Regions from separate parts of the Homo sapiens genome. Here region 2 is linked to region 1. A link is a contact called in ENCODE Hi-C or POLR2A ChIA-PET data. All regions are on one chromosome and are shown on one strand. The core of a region is the stretch at or near the end of the contact, and the rest is flanking DNA. Distances in the headings are between cores, read along the strand shown.

Evidence for each region. Hi-C counts contacts between places; a loop is a spot of excess contacts on that map. ChIA-PET counts read pairs that join two places held with the same protein, here RNA polymerase II (POLR2A). Pooled maps may share reads with other maps.
Region 2: a map of gastrocnemius medialis shows a loop between it and region 1 (2.3-fold over the local background). The contact joins two enhancer-like sites. A Hi-C loop is called at or near these places in 2 of 168 maps with a recorded cell type or tissue (ascending aorta and gastrocnemius medialis) and 4 of 50 pooled maps. POLR2A ChIA-PET finds 5 or more read pairs at or near these places in 2 of 52 experiments (Panc1 and naive thymus-derived CD4-positive, alpha-beta T cell).

What each region holds. Positions count from the first base shown.
Region 1 is chr2:12,454,825-12,458,212 of GRCh38, reverse strand. All of the region lies in intron 4 of MIR3681HG (MIR3681 host gene), which reads right to left. All of the region lies in intron 1 of LOC105373431 (a long non-coding RNA gene), which reads left to right. Among named protein-coding and RNA genes, the nearest start is that of MIR3681, 260 kb to the right of the region's middle. Within about 2 kb of position 1,777, at least 27 of the 41 ENCODE cell types and tissues checked have a DNase peak (open chromatin) inside an H3K27ac peak, as active enhancers do; they include gastrocnemius medialis, where a contact is called at or near this core.
Region 2 is chr2:12,817,507-12,820,894 of GRCh38, reverse strand. No RefSeq gene overlaps it. Among named protein-coding and RNA genes, the nearest start is that of MIR3125, 82 kb to the right of the region's middle. Within about 2 kb of position 1,579, at least 20 of the 41 ENCODE cell types and tissues checked have a DNase peak (open chromatin) inside an H3K27ac peak, as active enhancers do; they include gastrocnemius medialis, where a contact is called at or near this core.

The sequences.
Region 1 (3,388 bases), core at 528-3,027:
ATAGAGGCTTCAGTTCAAGTTTATTTGTTCTATGACAACAATTTTAAAAATCGTACCTATCTCTGAGCCTTCAGGCCTATCACAGACACAAGAAATTCCACATCTTGTGAAAAATGTGTCATTTGCATGGCATTTTCCCTTTGAGAATATGTGTGTGCACTTTCTGTGCCAAAGACAGTAGAAAGTGTAACAGAGCATGTGCTGGGTGAGGGAATGAGCTGCGGCTGAGCAATGCACTTCAACTGCTTGTGGAAACTCTCGACTGGGGATTGTCTGTTTCTTCCCTTTAGATCAACAAAGAAGTATCCAGTTTACTCAAAGTACCAGTGTTGAATCTGTGCAAAACATTGAGTCCTTTGTCTGATTCAAAACCCACATCTCTTGTATTAAGCATGTAATTATGCACCATAATAATGTCTCACGTTTTCCCAAGATTTTATATTTAACCAATTTCATGTCAATTATATCACTGAACACTAATTCCCTTTCCCCATCCTGTCCCATTCTCTTGCACTGCCAACTCTTCCCTCAGAACACATACTCAAGAAGCATGGAATGTTGACCATGTTTGGAGGTTGAGGAAACGGACATTTGCAGAGGGTGAATGATGCCCCAAAGTTAGAGAAACACCAACTAGAGAAGCAACTGTGTAAACAGACTATGAGCTGATGGTTTTGTTTTTAGGGACACAGCTCAAATTCCCTAGGACTGTGCTTTGCTTATAGTACACCATTAGATGGAAGCCCAGCTCTTGCACAGTGATTTCTGGCACCTCTGAGTGTAGAAGTATTTCTCCTTCTTCAATCTCCCTCCATACCTGCCTCCCCAGGCTCCATAAACTTCTCCCTTATGATGCCCTGCCATCTGCTATTTCCAGAATCCACTCACAGATGTGCCTCTTCTACCAATAAACTGTGAGCATGTGAAGGGCAGTGCCCATGGCTGACTCTTCCCTGTATCTGTTGACCCCACCCCAAGTATTAATGTAGGTCCTGGGGCGGAATGATGTTTGATAAGTGAGCATGAAACAGGACCCATTACGGCGAGCAGTTTAAGATGAGGAAAATTAAGAGTTGGAAGGGAACTAATATGTATTGATCCCCTATGCATGCCAGGCTATAGCCTCAGTCCTTTACAGTTATTCTCCACTAATTTCTGACTTCCTATTACCATCCTCATCATAAAGAGGAAGAAAATCCCACTCAGCGAGATTAAGTCATTTGCCAGTCATCAGGATTTGCATCCAGATTGGGCAATTCCCTAATCGGTACTCTTTGTACTAAAAGACAACCCCAGGTGAATTGGCAGGATCCAAAGACTAATCCTATTTATATTCATCACAGGAGCATAATGTACCAAATACCTGAGAAGAAACAGGATAGGAAATTTTCTGTGTGTATTTTATCTGTGCAGGGAGCATTGGGGTCTATTTTCATTGGCTTTATCCCCCTTTTTTTTACTTAAAACTAATAACAACTGAATATTTTCCACTGGCGTATAAATGGATGTCTCAATTGCAAAGGTGCCGACAGCTCAGTCTTACTTAACTTTCAGTTTAGGTATCCACCCTGCATTGCACAATCATCAAATGAGATATGATGCAATTTTTTTTAAACAGACTTTGCAAAACAAGTATTGAGTAACCAGAATCTCTTTTTCCTTGTATGTGCCTAGCAACCTTGCAGGTCTGTTTGACAGGAAAAATTTGCCCTTGGACAGCAATTCAGAAAGATACTTAAAGGCTGAGAAAAGCATGAGGCTCTGGAGTGTCGCAATCAGTGGGTCAGGCTGATTAACCAAAAAGGAAGTGCTTGGGCTCCCCCGTTGCTCCGCCCCTCTCTGTGTAAGGCAGCAGGGTCAGAGAGAGAAGCCAAATTTATCTGACACATTCCTCTGTTTACTTTGTGGACTGTAGAGCTTGGTGAAAAGCTTTCTCAGATATATATATTATATATAATATATATTATATATATTATATATTATATATATATTATATATATATTATATATATTATATATATTATATATATTATATATTATATATATAATATATATATATTATATTATATATATTATATAATATATAATATATTATATATTATATAATATATTATATATATTATATATTATATAATATATATATACACACACACGTACATATATGTATGTGTATATATAGTATATATGTATATATATAGTATATATGTATGTGTATATATAGTATATATATATGTATGTATATATATAGTATATATATTATTGTTAAAAGAATGATGCAACATTGCAGAAATTTTTGAAAAGTGAAAAATTAATCATGCATCATTTCATCACCCCAACAAATGTGTTTTCGGTTTTATTTATTTCCTTCCAGGCGTCCTCCTCATTCATACATATTTTACACACTGGGACAGAATCCAGGAAACACCATCTGCTGAGCACTATTTGGTCAGAAACTGGACTCAATGATTTAGATTTTTAATCAAATTTATTTCTGACAAAATTCCTCCAAGGTCAAAAGATTGTCTCCATTTTACAGATTAAAATGCAACCACTACCTAAGAAAATATTAGTACCTGCCTGAAGTTCCCGGGTCAAGTCATGAATCTGGGATTCAAATACAGTTTTGTTTGCCCACAGAACCAGTGGTTTATTCTACATCGTCACTCAGCTTTATATTTTTCTTATTTACCATTATATATAAGTATGTTATTTTATGATACTCATCTATATTAATATGTTAATATATGTAATCTAAGTACTAATGATGTGTCACCATTTACTCTACAATATTAAGTTTTGGAGCAGATATTAATCTCAGCCTGCAAAAAATCAATTTTGCAAGAATGTAATTGTATTTTCTGTACATGGGCAATATTCATTTCAAACCTCTGTTTTGCTACATGGTAGAAACTTAATCTCATCAATTGGGGACTTACACTCCTGAAACCTGTAAAATTCCAGAGATTGTTTTTGTGTTCCATGTTCTTAATTAGTGCCATGCTTGGGTAAAAAGCCACGCATGTGGCTTTTATGTTTACCTCTCTCCATTGTAACATCCCCTGGGATGGCCTGATACCCTTCCAACTCCTAGTTATCGGTCCTTAAATGCCACTGCGCATCCTCCTTTGCCCGACTGCAAAGCCTGTGCACTTCCGGCTTAAAGTAGCCACTCCTAGGCCTCTCTTCAGAGCAAGAAACAGGAGTAGCAGGACTGAGTGAATTGGTTTTCCACGCCTTCATGGCTCTGGCTTTCCATGGTCTTGCTTTCTCATTAGTTGGATTCCTATTTACAATGGATCTGCTGCATTTCCAAAGAAGACTCTCAGCCACATGCTACAAAGTTATCAGCAGCGGCTGTGATGATTGGGATGAAACGTGGGATGTGTCAA
Region 2 (3,388 bases), core at 330-2,829, 360 kb before region 1:
CTGTGGTCATGTAAAATTTACCCTGCATTTCTTTCATATTGTCAAAGTTCCATAGAGGGCATAGGAGGAAAGGGTGATTTTACCAAAATGAAATTAGCTTTTGTATTCATCTGCACCTGGAAGAGCTCCTGGCACATAACAAAGAGAGAATACAGTACAAAGAGAACAGACTTGGAGGTCAGACAGACCTGTTTCCATCCCAGCTTCATGCTGACCTACCAACTTACTGACTGTGTGGCTTGGGGCCAGTTGCTTGACCTCTCTGAACTTGATTTTCATATATGTAAAATAAGACAATAAAACATCCTGAGAATGTGTAAGATATGAATCATTTTGCTTCCAATGCCTACCATTGAGTCTGGCAAACAATATTCAATAAGTGGTTCATTATTCAATATGAATTTGTTTAAGTGAACCAGGTGTATTTTCTAGAAAATTAATGCGGATTAATCCCTTTAAGTTCCAAGAAGAGTTTCCATGAGAATTTTAATTCAATATCAAACAGTGTCTAAGTGTTGTTACATAATTTTCTGTCTTCTTAAACAACACCACATTTTCTTTATGGTGCAGGGTCATCTTGCAAAATAATAAATATTTATGGAGGAGTTCACTATAAATATAAATAATCTCAGGGTTTTGGACACTTATGTTTTGTGACTTTATGACATTTTAGCTCCAACATTACATTTTTATATTCATACACGAATACTTTACTGAGTAAGAAGAGAGGAAACACAGTGTATTAGTGAAAAACTAGACTGAGAGTTGCAAGCATTGGCTTCCAATGCCATGCATTCCGTATGTCATATTCTCATCTAGAAAGAAAAAAAGAAAGTACACAGAAATATCTAGAAAAGACCTTTCTGTTGTTCCTATATTCTGTTTTGTTTATGTACGTCATTTTTCTCTCTGAAGCATTTTACTGGCCACCCTGAGGAATTCAGAGCCAGTGTCTCAAAGGAGGCCAAATGATAGCCAGGGTTTTTCTTGTGAAGCAATTAAGGCAAAGCCAGTTGCAAGAATGTGATGTGGGTTTTTGTGTAGAAAGAGGAAGTATGTGGGCAATTTGCTTGTTTGGTTATCAAAAACAAAATGTTCCAGGTTGTTGCATATTAAATAGAGGAGTCTCGTCTACTTAATCTTCAGTCTAAAAGACCCCTCCCATACAAAACCACCACAGACACTGGTTCTAATCAGCATTTTCTTCTTTGATAGGAAAACAATCAAGGCACTTTTCTCTAACATTAAACTGATATAAAGATTTGAACAAAAAGCAAGGATTTAAGTAAAAATAAAAGCAAAATGAAAGAAAGGTAACGAGGACACAAATTCAGAGAGAAAGACCTAGTGACAGAGACAGAAGAGCAGAAAAGGAAAAACAAACAAACAAACAAACAAACAAAACCAAAGGAAGGCAGATCCAGAGTACAACTGAAAGAGACCTTGACTATTTTCAAATTAAGCCTGTCTTTTTTCCCATAATAACAGTTACTTCATATCCTCTCAAAGTTGGCATGTTTCTCTTGGGAAGATAAATCCTCTCTGGCAAGCTCGCCACATTCAAGCTGAAGCAGGAAGCCCCAGTCATCATTGCATTATGCAATCCTGTGTCCGGCCAATAATTGCCTATCTGACATGCTAGCCTCCCACATTCCTGAGATTCATCTAGAACAGCCAGATTAGATTAGTGTGTATTTTCAGCTAGCCGACATCACCCTTAGCTGATGTGTCTCCTTTTGTCAGCCAAGGCTCTCCTGTTTTGCTCTACCCTATCCAATTTGTCCATACCCAGAGCAGCAAGTTCTTCCTATGGAAAGAAGGAAAGACAGATCTTTAGAGAGGACAGGCTTTATCCCAAGCCCCTATTACCAAAAAGTGTGGTATGGTGAAACTCCATGGTCAAGAAGCAACTGAAGGCAGTAAGAAAAATCTGGGTGACCAATTCGTCATTCCAGCTTAAGAATACACAACTGACATCATGTAGTACAAAGAACACAAGTGAAAGTTTAGAAAAATGAGGCTTGAGCCCTGTGTCAGCCACCCACTTGCTGTGTGATTCGAGATGTTTCTTCACTTTTCTAAGCCTCAGTCTCTTCATCCTTAAGTTAGACACAATAATAGATACTTCATCGGGTTATTGAAATGATCAAATGAGATGATGTGACCCTTGGACCATATTTTCCCATCAATAAATGCTATTGATGTGTGCTGGATATTTGTCAAGCATTGCCTCAATGTTTGTGTTTCCAGTCCTGTGTTCTGTGATAGCGTTTAGCGTAGTGTGCTGTAACTGTGTATGCACGCTCTTCTAACATAGTAGCAGTGCGTGCCTTCATCCGGAGCCTACCAGAGGGTATGAAAATCAGGCAATCAGGCATTTGCATTGAATATCGAAGAAAAAGAAAAAAGAAGAGAGGGCGAATTAAACAAGGAGAAAGGAAGGAAGGAAGAAAGGGAAGGAGAGAGGGAGGGAGGGACGGAGGCTGGGAGGGAAGGAGGGAGGGAGGACGGAGGGAGAAGGGAAGGAAGGAAGGAAAACCCATGATTAAGCAGTCAGCCAAACTAGGGTTAGAGTAAATGGATTAACCTTCAACACTTGATTCTCCCCTACTCTCTATAGACCACACTACTCTAACCAGCTGAGCTTCCTCACTGAACAGCATCTGCCATTCTATTTCTGTCACCATGCTTTTATTCATGTGGCCCCCATGCCTGGGATATTCTCCATCCTCATCACTAGCTCTTCCAAAGTTCCTCATCTTACAATAGTTGGCACTGTGGCTTCTTTGGGGGAGCCCCTCTTGACTACTCTAGGCCACACAATGACTAATTTCAATGATTCCACTTTTTAGTCTATTTCATGGCCGAATCATCTCTGCCCAGGACGTTATTCTGTAAGTCCTACTACTAGAGTTCTGAGAAGAATGTTCTTGGCATGACCTATACTCTTCAGTCTTGGGAGGCTGGAGTCCTTGTCTGGCCAGTGGTTCATAGAACTGGGCCTCAAATACGTGTTAAGTCATCCAGATGTTTATACAGAGGAGATAGATTTTTCTGTCAATGGAATCAACAGTTAACACCCGCACTGAGACACCATGTTGCAAGATGCACCTCTAGTGAAGACAGAGAATTGTAAGTGCTTCCTGGACTTCAGATTGGGTTACCCAGCACTGGCCTTGCCTCAGGCCCTGCCTTAGGAAATAGCATTTCTGCCTCAGCCCTGTGTGTAAGGAGGGTAGAACTGCTGTAACTAAGTACCACAAATCGGATAGCTTCAAACAACAAAAATCTAGTCTCTTACAGTTCTGGAGGCCGGAAGTCTAAAATCATGGTATCCATGGACCATGCTCCCTCTGAAACCTGTGGGGGATCCTTCCTCACCTCTTCC